Linked DNA regions of Mus musculus: region 2 is linked to region 1. Evidence: chromatin loops called from intact Hi-C (ENCODE). Cell type or tissue: heart. All regions are shown on one strand. Links, peaks and the distances in the headings refer to the core of each region. The heading gives the core; the rest is flanking DNA. Region 1 holds the start of Gm40447. Region 2 overlaps Syne2 (spectrin repeat containing, nuclear envelope 2).

Evidence for each region. A loop is a pair of places that touch in the nucleus more often than their neighbours do. Peaks named below come from ENCODE experiments on the same cell type or tissue, not always from the same donor. Only the 100,000 strongest peaks of a DNase experiment are listed, where the experiment ranks them.
Region 2: a loop joins it to region 1, with 1.9 times the contacts of the local background. A loop is called at or near these places in 7 of 42 quality-filtered maps.

Annotation. Positions count from the first base shown.
Region 1 is chr12:75,817,256-75,822,624 of GRCm38, reverse strand. It overlaps Gm40447, which reads left to right and starts at 2,997. Exons shown (of 7, transcript XM_011244246.1): 1 at 2,997-3,128; 2 at 3,274-4,716. The coding sequence starts at 2,997. The coding sequence ends at 4,542. Syne2 (spectrin repeat containing, nuclear envelope 2) reads right to left here and starts at 4,307. Exons shown (of 116, transcript NM_001005510.2): 1 at 4,147-4,307. In heart, for the core only: CTCF peaks have their summits at 3,253, 4,184 and 4,389; DNase peaks (open chromatin) are centred at 3,324, 3,934, 4,064, 4,354 and 1 weaker place; H3K4me3 peaks cover 2,584 bases; H3K27ac peaks cover 2,612 bases.
Region 2 is chr12:75,870,010-75,875,378 of GRCm38, reverse strand. All of the region lies in intron 2 of Syne2 (spectrin repeat containing, nuclear envelope 2), which reads right to left. Among named protein-coding and RNA genes, the nearest start is that of Mir5101, 36 kb to the left of the region's middle. In heart, for the core only: no CTCF peak of the experiment used is centred there; no DNase peak of the experiment used is centred there; H3K27ac peaks cover 334 bases.

The DNA of each region.
Region 1 (5,369 bases), core at 175-5,174:
TCAGTTTTTTGCAACCAGGTCTCATGTAGACTGGCTCTGTAGCCTTGAACTCTCTACCCTCTGGCCTCCACCTCAAGTGTTAGGATTACAGCTGTGACTACCACACCTGGTTCTTGTTTGCTTTTAAACATCCCACCGTGAAGCCTTGAAGAATAAGCTCTATTTTCTCTCAGCACTACTTCTTAACTAATGTATCACTTCCCTGACATTTCTCATAACAGTTACAGCAGAGAAAACGGCTCTGCTGTTTTCCCAGTTGGCCTGTCCTACTCCTGGACAGACTCAGACGCTTCCCCTCCCCCACCACACCCCACAGTCCGGGAAGCTGACTTCTGTCACTGTGGACTGAGCACTGCAGCGGGCCTTCTTCCTACTGCACAGGCAGATCCATCAGCACTGGGATCAATCCTTTGACTTTGGTGCAGTAGTGAAACCCAGAAGCTTCAGGTCAGAGGCCTCCTACCCCAGGCTCTGACATACGCAATCTTCCCCCAATTCCAGAGTTTTCGAACCATAAAATGGGACAAATAAAGAGCACAGACAGGGAGTCCACGTGACTTCCAAGATGGCACCCTGCATGAGCTGCACCTGATTTTAATTTTCGTGCCTCTCCTCCCGTTTGTTTCCTTTTCACTTTTTGGGATAGAGTCTTAGTCTTGCTCAGCCAAGCCTCTTACCTTGGCTGGGGTTACAGTTGTTCACACCACAACATCCATCATTTCTTTCTATACTCCCTTCGTAGTAGAGTGCCTAATGACAGTGACACATAAATCCACAGCAGCCAGGCTCTTTGCTGCCTCAAGGGCTCGGCACATGCTGGGCCTCTGCATGATCCCCTTCCAAGCCGGTCTCCACTCCGCAATCTCTCATCCCACCCGTGGGTTACCTTCCTCCCCCTTTCAAGTACCACTATCACCTTCCAGGACCCATTGGCTAGTCCGACTCAGCTCCCATCATTCACTTCCTTCTACATGACAGTACATGACAGTAAGGGGAACCTACTGCACACCAGGCACTCTTCTAGATCCTAAGCACACAGTAGTGAGGCAGGTTTCCATGGCTCATGCCTGTCGTTAGCACTTGGGAGGTAAAAGTAAGAAGATGGGTTCAAGATTGTCCACAATTCCATAGCAAACTCAAGGTCAGCCTGGGCTACCTGACTCTGTCTCCAAAAAAGAAAGAAGATACAGAAGTGGGTAAGATGGCTCAGAGAGAGTTGGGGGGGGGGGGGGTGAGGGCAATGTGTTAGTACGAGACAACAAATTATAAATTAGTGAGGGATGCATTATACATTAGGCAGCCATAGGTGCAATGGAGACAAAACTTATGAAGGAAGAATGGGAGTTGCTAGGGTGTGATTTTTTAAACCTGGGAGTCACTGAGACAATCGCATTGAGCTATGGATGGAGGCTACAATGAGGATAGCAGTGAAGGGACCACATCTCAGGCAGAGCAAAGACCCTTAGCAGCAAGAAAGCTGCTGTACCTAAGACACTTGGGCAAGGCGAGGAGAGAGCAGATGTGACATGGGATGGGTAAAAGGATGAAGGACCAGAAACCGGAAGGGGTGTGGCTCCAGGAGCCCCCCGCAGGTCTGTGCCCACCAGAGGGACCCAGAAGGGCAGTTAGAGGGTTCAGAACAGGAGTATGAGGTTATGTACTTTACGCTTCAAACACCATGATTAAACTGGACACAGTGGAGCACACTGGGAGATCCCAAACAAGTTCAAAGCCAGCCTGCGGCCACTTGACAAATCCTGGTCTCAAAATGAAATAGAAAGGGGCTGGGGTATATCTCACTGGGAGAACGTAAATGAAGTCACGAGTTTAATCCTTAGTAGATAAGCAAATAAAGTACAAAGCGAGCTGTTAGTTTGATAATGTATTTTATTTTCCACCTACTTTCTCCAGTATATAAAGGAAGTGACCCCAGCTGCCTTGTCCACTCTAGAGTCCCCACACCTAGCACTCTATAGTCTCCCCAATGCCCTCACCTCTAGCACAATGCAACCTGCATACTCAATAAATACTTACGGATGAGCAAGATAACCACAGGCTATACGTACATTCACAATAAGCACCTCACGAATGACCACTTGTATTATTTGGGTCTCCCAGTGTCCAGCCCAGTGGTTGGCACATTGCAAGAGCCTATTGGCAGATATGAATGTTTGTGAAATTACTGGAAATCGCTACTTAGACACATGATGAGTCACAGCCAATAAATGATAAGTAGCTTTTCGTCCCTGGCAGTTGCTAGAATGGGACCTATTCTGCTTTGAATCCTCCAGTAAACTTTCACTGGTGCTACTGAGGGCACACAAGACTCAACCCCCTGTGACTCAGCCCTGTAAACACAGGCAGTATCCAGCAACACCATTAGCCCGAGTCCATTGAAACGCTAATAACATTTCTAAGTGGGTAAACTTACTCTTTTTTTTTAAAGAGAGAGACTCTTACTGTATCAGATAAGTTGATCCAAAGTGGTTTAATTTGGGATTTTTAAACATTCAAATAGAAGCTGTTAAATCATGAACTGGTGGCTGAAAGTTGTAATTCCAGCACCTGGGCTGGAATAAGGAGCTCAAAGCCAGGTTCAATTATGTAACAAATTCAAGGCTATCCTTGATTACCAGAGACCCTGTATCCAAACAAAACCAAATGGAAGAAGCTTTTTAACTCAACTAGGTAGGCAAAGACCAAAACCCTTCCAAGGTTTACTCATTTTTATCTTCGCCAGCGTCTTCACTAATAAAACTTTATGTGTATTACACCTGTTCCCACCACCCCGAGTGTGTGTGTGTGGGGGGGGGGGTGTTGCAGAGGAGGAGGCAGCTGACAGGCAGGACAGAGGCCACACAGTAGCCACCGCAGGGAAAGCCTTTGGAAGTCTTGAGAATTTTCCAGAAAGAAAACTGGAGCCCCAGTCATGCGTTGAAGCGTGTAAACACGTCAAAAATCCTAGGCCATAAAAACCGAATGCTCCTTCTCCCATGATGGCGTTTACTGGAACGGGAGCTGCGAGGAGGCCAGGTCTGCTTAACTGTGCCCCCACCCGAACATTCGAGCTCAGCCACAGAATTACCTCCAGCAAGAGCTTTGGGGGATGGAAACTTTTAGGGAAGCAGGTGGAGTTGCTTCAAATAAAACTTTTCAAACATTTGTTAAGTCCCACGGTTACTGAGAGCCTCCCCGGTTTGCCTCGAGCTACTACATGGTGCCTGTGCACAACCGCGCCTGCTGCCACTCCGTCCCGACGCTCCCTTCCACTAGGGGAGGGGAAAACAACTTTCGGAAATAAGGCGCGTCCACAAAGGCAAGTGTTACACTGGACTTCTCCACCTCCATCTCAGGCAGCGGCTCCTGTGGCCAGCAGCCCTGGATGCAATCCACGGGCCCCCTCCCACACTGGGCATCTTTTCAGACCTCAAGAGAGAGACCGTAAGGAGGACCAGGTGCTACCGTCAGACCCTAAAGGCAATTGTACAGACAACAAAGACCGCAAGCGATCAAAATGGAATTATAATCCCCGCGGTCCCAGCGCCCCCTCTCCGCCCGCCGAGACTCAGGGCCGCCGCGCCCGCCTCTTCTCTTCCAACGCAAGGGTCCCGCGTCCTGTCCACAGTGTGCGCCCCGGCTGCAGGTTCTCCGGTCCCCGGGGCTAGCCTCCCGCCGCCCGTGGTTTTGCAATCTCTGCGCCGCGGCTTCAGTGTTCTAACACCCGGTTCGAAATCTTTCCCGCCCAGGCGTGACGCGAGGAATGCAAACAATCAGCCGAGCGCGCCCGCCTGGACCGGGATAGGGGGACAGTGGGGAGTCCCGGGGCCGAGCTGGGTGCACCCGCGGGCCGGGCCCGGAGGTGACACAAAGAAGCCCGGGACACCAACGCCAATCGCTGGCGCTCGCCGCGATCCCCAGGGTGCCCCGCCCGCCGCTAAGTTTACAGCGCCCCGCGCGCCCCGCTGTCCCCTCCCGGGTGAAGTTTCCCACGGCCCAGCTGGGAGCCGGGCATCCAGAGACTCCCGTGGGCCCCCCGGGCTCCCCGCTGGGCTCTGGGGACTCCGCAGGGCTCGTGCCCGCCTCTTCCCCGCCCTCCCGCTCTCGCAGGGCGCTTTAGGGCGCGGAGCCCCCCGCGGCTGCGCTCACCGTTGTCTGCCCGGCCGGGAGGCGAGGGCCGGAGTTCGACCCGACCTACTCCGCGCCCCCCTCGCCTCGCTGCCTCGATGGCGCCCCTCGATCGCTCTCCCGCTCGCTCTTCCGTGCGGCCGAAGGCTTGCGGCGCAGCCGAGCGCGCTCCGCTCTGGACTGGAGGCTACAGACCACGCCCCGCGCCCTCCCGGCCCGCCCAGTCCCGCGCTCGCCGCCGCCCGGAGCAGCGCACTGGGGGCGGAGCCGCCTCCCTGCGGCCACCGCAACTTTCCCTCCGCCTTACAGACCCTTGCAGGTGGCGGGAGTGAGGAACTAACTCCGAACGCAGGTTCACGAGCCTCCGCCTCCGTGCCTACCCGCAGCTGGAGACAAAGGGGAGGCCGACTCTCCTAGAACACTTTTCAGGCGGGTTTCACTTCTTCACGGTGGGTGGATGCCTAGATCTACAAATCAGCGAGCCGACCGCGATCCGGTCCTTGAACCCAGGTGGAGCCTTAGAGAAACATGGACTTTTCATCGGCTTCTTAAGAGTGTCAGGAAGCCCAGACCTCGACCTCACCTACGGAGGTAAGATAAGGAGGTGCTTATTTAACAATGCAGATAAGTGACACCCCCCACCCTATTTCCCTGTCCCCCCCCCCCCCGCCCCGCGCGTGCCAGCCTGCAGGATGGGCTGAGGAGAGCCGCCTCAAACAACGACATTCAGGAGAAAGTGGGTCCCTGGGAATCTGTCCTGTAGGTGTCAGTTGGATTTTCCAGCAAATTACTCAATCCTGTGAACTCAGGATGACATCACCTGACTCCCACTCGCGTTTCGAGTCGCTGTTATAGTATTAAGACTCTTGAAGTCAGACACCAACGCATCACTTCACTGTTAAATCACAAAGAGGCAGTGGCCTGAGTTTCTATCGCAATCAAATTTAACTTCATGCAAGTCCCGCCTCATGCATATTGTGTAGCTGCAGAATCTTATCTGGATTGCTTAGTGCGCTACTGATGGCCCAAATTAAATGGTAAGGGTCGAAGATTAAAAGTTTGACGACAGTGGGTTCAGCTAATCCATGTTTCCGGGAAACGTAGGTTTTAATTCTATCCACACTCTCCTCTCTGCGAGTATTGAGGTGACACAAGTAAACTGTGAAAATACATGCTTTATTGTCTTTTTTCGCCGTACTATATCTGCATGGCATTTCTTGTATTCTAGGTTCACTCTGACCTTC
Region 2 (5,369 bases), core at 305-5,304, 53 kb before region 1:
ACGCATCTTATTTTAATTTTATTTTACAGAAGAGTTTCAAGGGCCACAGTCCCCTTAACCAAGTCTCCTGGGATCTCAACAATGCGCTCTCAGCACTTTCTCTCTCCAGTTAGTAGATGATAAATAACTCTAAACAAGTGCTACAAAATGCACAGAGAGGTCATTTTATTTCTCAACAGAGGGAAAAATGCTAGAAAACAACGTTTTAATGATTCCAAGATCAAATTACATGCACACAATGTACACTTCCCAAGCAAGAAGAGATCTGTCCTCCATAACTATAAAATAAAAGTTCAAAATAAAATTAAAAAAAAATAACAACTATAACAACAAATATCAACCTTCTTGTTTATCCCCCAAGGGACCAACAGAGAGAGATAACATTCAGGAGATAACATACGGAAAAGGAATCACCACGCAAGAACATTACTGCATCCAGAAAGATGCTGCCTAACTCTGGGGGAAGGTGCAGGGGCGGAGAAAGAAGGGGATGCACATTAAATAACCCTGATGGAGGAACGTGGCACAGAACCAGCTTCAGCAAGTGCATCCCCAGCCTCCGGAGTTTTAGTGCCCTGGGTTCATCTGTAAATCTCAGTCATTTGATCTCCACTCCGAGAAGAGGAGCTTTCATTTCATGTTCACTTAACACTAGACAAAACAAGTCTTGAGGCTGAGTACCCTGGGGTCTCTGAGCTTTCCCAGGGTGGGAAAACAGACACCAAAATCGGGGTTTTCATTAGATGGTTGAAATCAGAGCAGCTTGTCTAATCGAAGGTTCAGCAAGGAATAACCCCTGACCTAGAAGCACAAACGTGAATTAAAACAGTCAAACTGTTACAAAGAAACCTGGTTATCGCTGGCCTGATTTGTTTCAACGCCACAGAAATGGAGGGGGGAGGGGGGACTGGTAGAAAAAGGAGCAGTCAGCGCTACCCCAAGGGGGGGGGGGGGACCCCCCCCCCCACATACACACACACAGAAGCAATGCACAAAGGAGCCTCCAGAAAAAAAGGGGCTTGGAACACCCTCTGAGGCTTTGTAAAACTTACTGTCCAAACAAGAGAACAACTCTCTTCAACAGGGAAATCAGAGCCCTTTAAACACAAGGACCCTTTACTCAAAGCCATCGCAGGTACACAAAACACCTCTGCAGATGCTCCATGCCACCCATCCCTTACCCCAGATCTCACAGGTTTTCATCCTGCCTTGCCCTCAGTAGTACAGCTAATTCTGCAGGAACTAGAGCCAAGCGGCTCACCCTGAGCCAGGAGACTTAGTAACCTTTTGTTCTTTTAAAGGCTGACCCATGGGGGGAACTAATAATTAAGAGCCACGTGCTTACCGCAACTTAATAAAAACCTTCTTAGAACTGCACCTAGAGAATAGGACCTTTTAAACAGCAGATGGCAGGGGTGGGGGAAGGGAGAAGAAATGAAAGGACTACTAGAATGACGTAATACAATGGTGAGTTTCTGTGGAAAATGCTAAGAAATGGAACTTGATTTTGGAGACAAATAAGGGACATATGTGACCCACGTCAACATTAATGTAAGCCTCCGTCATTATCATTCTTCAAAACTACTTGGCTGGATGAGAAGGGAGGCAAAGATTTTTCTCTTGGTCGCATTACCATGAAAATACACGTCACCCCACGGTTTGCTCCAATTCAGTCAGCCTTGTGAGAGCTGGCAACAGCATCCACTTAGCTGGGAGGGAATTGAACTGAAAACAAATTAGGAAAAACTTCAGGGTATAGATTTAAAGTTCCTTACAAATTAGCTCATTACAGAGCTACCATGGCTCCTGGGTCTCAGAAAAGTCCCAATGTCTTGCATAAGTTCACCTGAGAGGCTAACATGGAAAGTCCTCTTCACAGTAGGTTCAAAAGCAGTGCCCCAAGGTCAAGGCATCACACAACTGTCCTCTTCAGCCAAGAGCCACGAGGACAAAAGTGCCACATCTCCTGGAGCAATCGATCAACTCAACTGAACGGAACTACCGCATCCAGCCCCACACTCAGGACTTGGATTTTTCATTCCCTCATTAAAATCTGTCCATCATTTCGAAATTCCTTACTGAATAAATTATAAGTTCCTAGGCTAACATTCTCCACTAGTAATGTTTCTCTAAGCTACTTCTTTTATACACGCACATGTGTGTTGTGGCCTGGGATATGTGTGAGTGTATATGTACACATGCATGTGCGGGGGTGGGGGTGGGGGGGGCATTAGCAGTATTCTTCAAGACTATTCTTGTAGAGGACCTGAGTTTGGTTCCCAGCACCTACAATGAGACTGTTCACAACTTCCTGAAACTCTAGCTGCCAGGAGATCCAACATCTCTGACCTCCATAGGCACCTGAAATCATTTACACAGACACACGCACACAGACACAGAGTTAAAACATAAGTTTTAATTTTTTTGGTTAAGATCTATGTCTCAGTCAGGGTTTCTATTGCTGTGATGAAACACCGTGATCAAAACCGAGTTAGGGAGGAAAGGGCTTATTTGGTTTCTGTTTCTATATCACAATTCAGCAGCAAAGGAGGTCAGGACAGGAACTCAAGCAGGCCTGGAACCTGGAGGCAGGAGCTGATGCAGAGGCCATGGAGTGCTGCTCACTGGCTTGCTCCTCATGGCTTGTGCAGCCTGCTTTCTTATAGAATCCAGGACCACCAGTCCCGGGATGGCACCCCCTACAATGGGCTGGGTCCTCCTCCACTGATCACTAATTAAGAAAATGTCTTAAAGCTGGATCTCATGGAGACATTTCCTCAACTAAGACTCCTTTCTCTGATGACACTGGCTTGTGTCATGTTGACACACAAACCCAGCCAGTACAATCTGAAGTCACAAGTGTTTCAAAACAACCCAAGTGGAAATCAGAAATGTAAAACTTAAAAATTAACTTTACTCCTCAATAATCCCACCTGCTTTTGAGACAGGGTCTTTCTGTTATAAAGTCGTGGCTGTCCTGGACTTCACTAGGTAGAGGCTGGCCTTGAACTTACAGAGCTCCACCTGCCTCTGTCTCTGATGCTGGGATTAAAGGCTGCCACCATGCTTGGCCAAAGCTCTCCTTTTTGTTCGGTGATAACAGCAACTCTTGCTGAGGGCTCTCTAGACCAACATGAAAGCAACAGGAACTTCATAGGGAAGGGCTCAGCTGAGCTGTTTACTGAGTTCCCAGCTCTTACAGGAGCACTGAGTAGGCAGGAAGCACTCAGTCAGTATTCATGCAGTCCATGAGTGTTGATTCAATTAATGAAGATGAGGTAGCTTCATTTTCTTACACTGGTAATTAAAAAGGCAAAGATTTAGGCACTGTGCTAGTTTAGTTTTTGTCTTCTGTAACAGTGATAAACACTATGACCAAAAGCAACATATCTTATTTCATCTTATATTTCCAGGTCATAGTCTATCTTTGACAAGGTCAAGGCAGGAACTTAAGGGAAGACCAAAGATTAAAAACTACAGAAGGTGGCTGCTTCTTGGCTTTCTCTTGGTGTCTGCTCAGCTTAGCTTTCTTATGCAAGCTGAGATTCCCTGTCTAGGCATGGTTCCGTCCACAGTGGGCTGGGTCCTCCTACATCAATCTACAATCAGGAAAATGCCCCCACAAAACTGCTCACAGACCGGTCTGATCTGGGCAAGCCGGCAACTGAGACACCCTACTGTAACTCTGAGCTGGGTCAGGGTGACAGCTCAATTTGACAAAGTAGCAAAGTCACACTCCTCAAAGTAAAAGGCTAGCTGCTACATTGTAAGAAAAACTTTCAAATTATAACTTTCCAAATACAGAAAGAACAGAAGACAACAGAAAGACAGAAGACATATATATATATATATATATACACACACACACACACACACACACACACACACACACACATATAGATGTATGATTAGCTTCGAGTCAGCCTCACTGCTCAACCCCCATGTTATCCCTGTTCTTCGTCTTTGGCCCTGTGGTTTCAGTGTTGGAAATAGAACCTAAGACGTCATGGATGACTCTACCACTGAGCCACACCTTCACTCCAGCCCCTATGTCTTTCCCCCCTACATACACACACACACACACATACACCCAACAGAAAGAATAGCACTGATGTGTGAATAGCACTGAAGATGTTTGCCTCAGGGAAAGAGAACAAGTTGGTCTGAGGCTGTAGCTGGTTGAATGCTTCTCTAGTATGCTCAAAGCCCCAGCACTACATAAAGTAGATGTGGTACTGCACGCTTAAAATCCCAGCACTGGGGAGGAAAGCAAGATAGTCAGAAGTTCAAGGGTGTCCTCAGCTACCTATGGAGTTTAAGGCCAGCCTAGAATACATGAGATTCTGTTTCAAGAAAATAAATAAAATATAATTTTACAATATAAATATACATTTAAAAAAACAACTTATGGGGCTGGCAAGATGGCTCAGTGGGTGAGAGCACTGACTGCTTTTCCGAAGGTCCTGAGTTCAAATCTCAGGAACCACATGGTGGCTCACAGCCACCCATAATGAGATCTGACGCTTTCTTCTGGGTGCGTCTAAAGATAGCTACAGTGTACTTATGTATAATAATAAATAAATCTTTTTAAAAAACCCAAGTTCTGAAACAGTGTGCTAATTAGGATTTTATGTGTATGTGTGTGTGCATTTTAAAGGATAAAGCCTAACACTTGTTTCTAGGTATTCAAATTATCCCCTGTTGCCCGTTTACTGGAGTTACAAACCTTAAGCTTCACAGTTTCTCTCCTGCTCTGGGTAAAACCTATAAGGTTAAATAAACTTCCCTGTGTTTGTGTTTCCCTTTCCAGAGCTCCACATGTTGAAAATATGCTCAAAACATTTGCTGAGTGACAGACAGTCACTATTACAATCAAGAAACAGTCTTGTCATTGTATAAGGGTCTTTTTGTCAAGTTATCCCAACCTGTGTGTTTCCTAATTTCTTTTTCTTTTTCTTTTCTTTTTTTCTTTTTTAAAATAAGCCCTGGAGTGTGCTGCCTTCCAGTGTCTAGATGTATGTCCAGGCCAAACCTCCCCAAGAATGTTTATGGCAACTGGTGACTTCGAGACATGGGCATAAAGTGATAACACAATCTCTCTCTCTCTCTCTCTCTCTCTCTCTCATAACCAACTTGAGTCTATCAAAAATCACTTCATTAAAACAAAAGATGCAGGCTAGAGTGATGGTTCCTCAAGCTGCCACCAAGTCTGATGACCTGAGTTGGACCCTTGGGTCTCACATGGTAGAAGGAGAGAACGAACTGGAACAAGTTATTTTCTGATCTTTGTACATGCGCATGTGCACACACACACACACACAATTAAAAAAAAAAAAATGAATCCTGTTATCCAGGAAATTCCAAGGGTT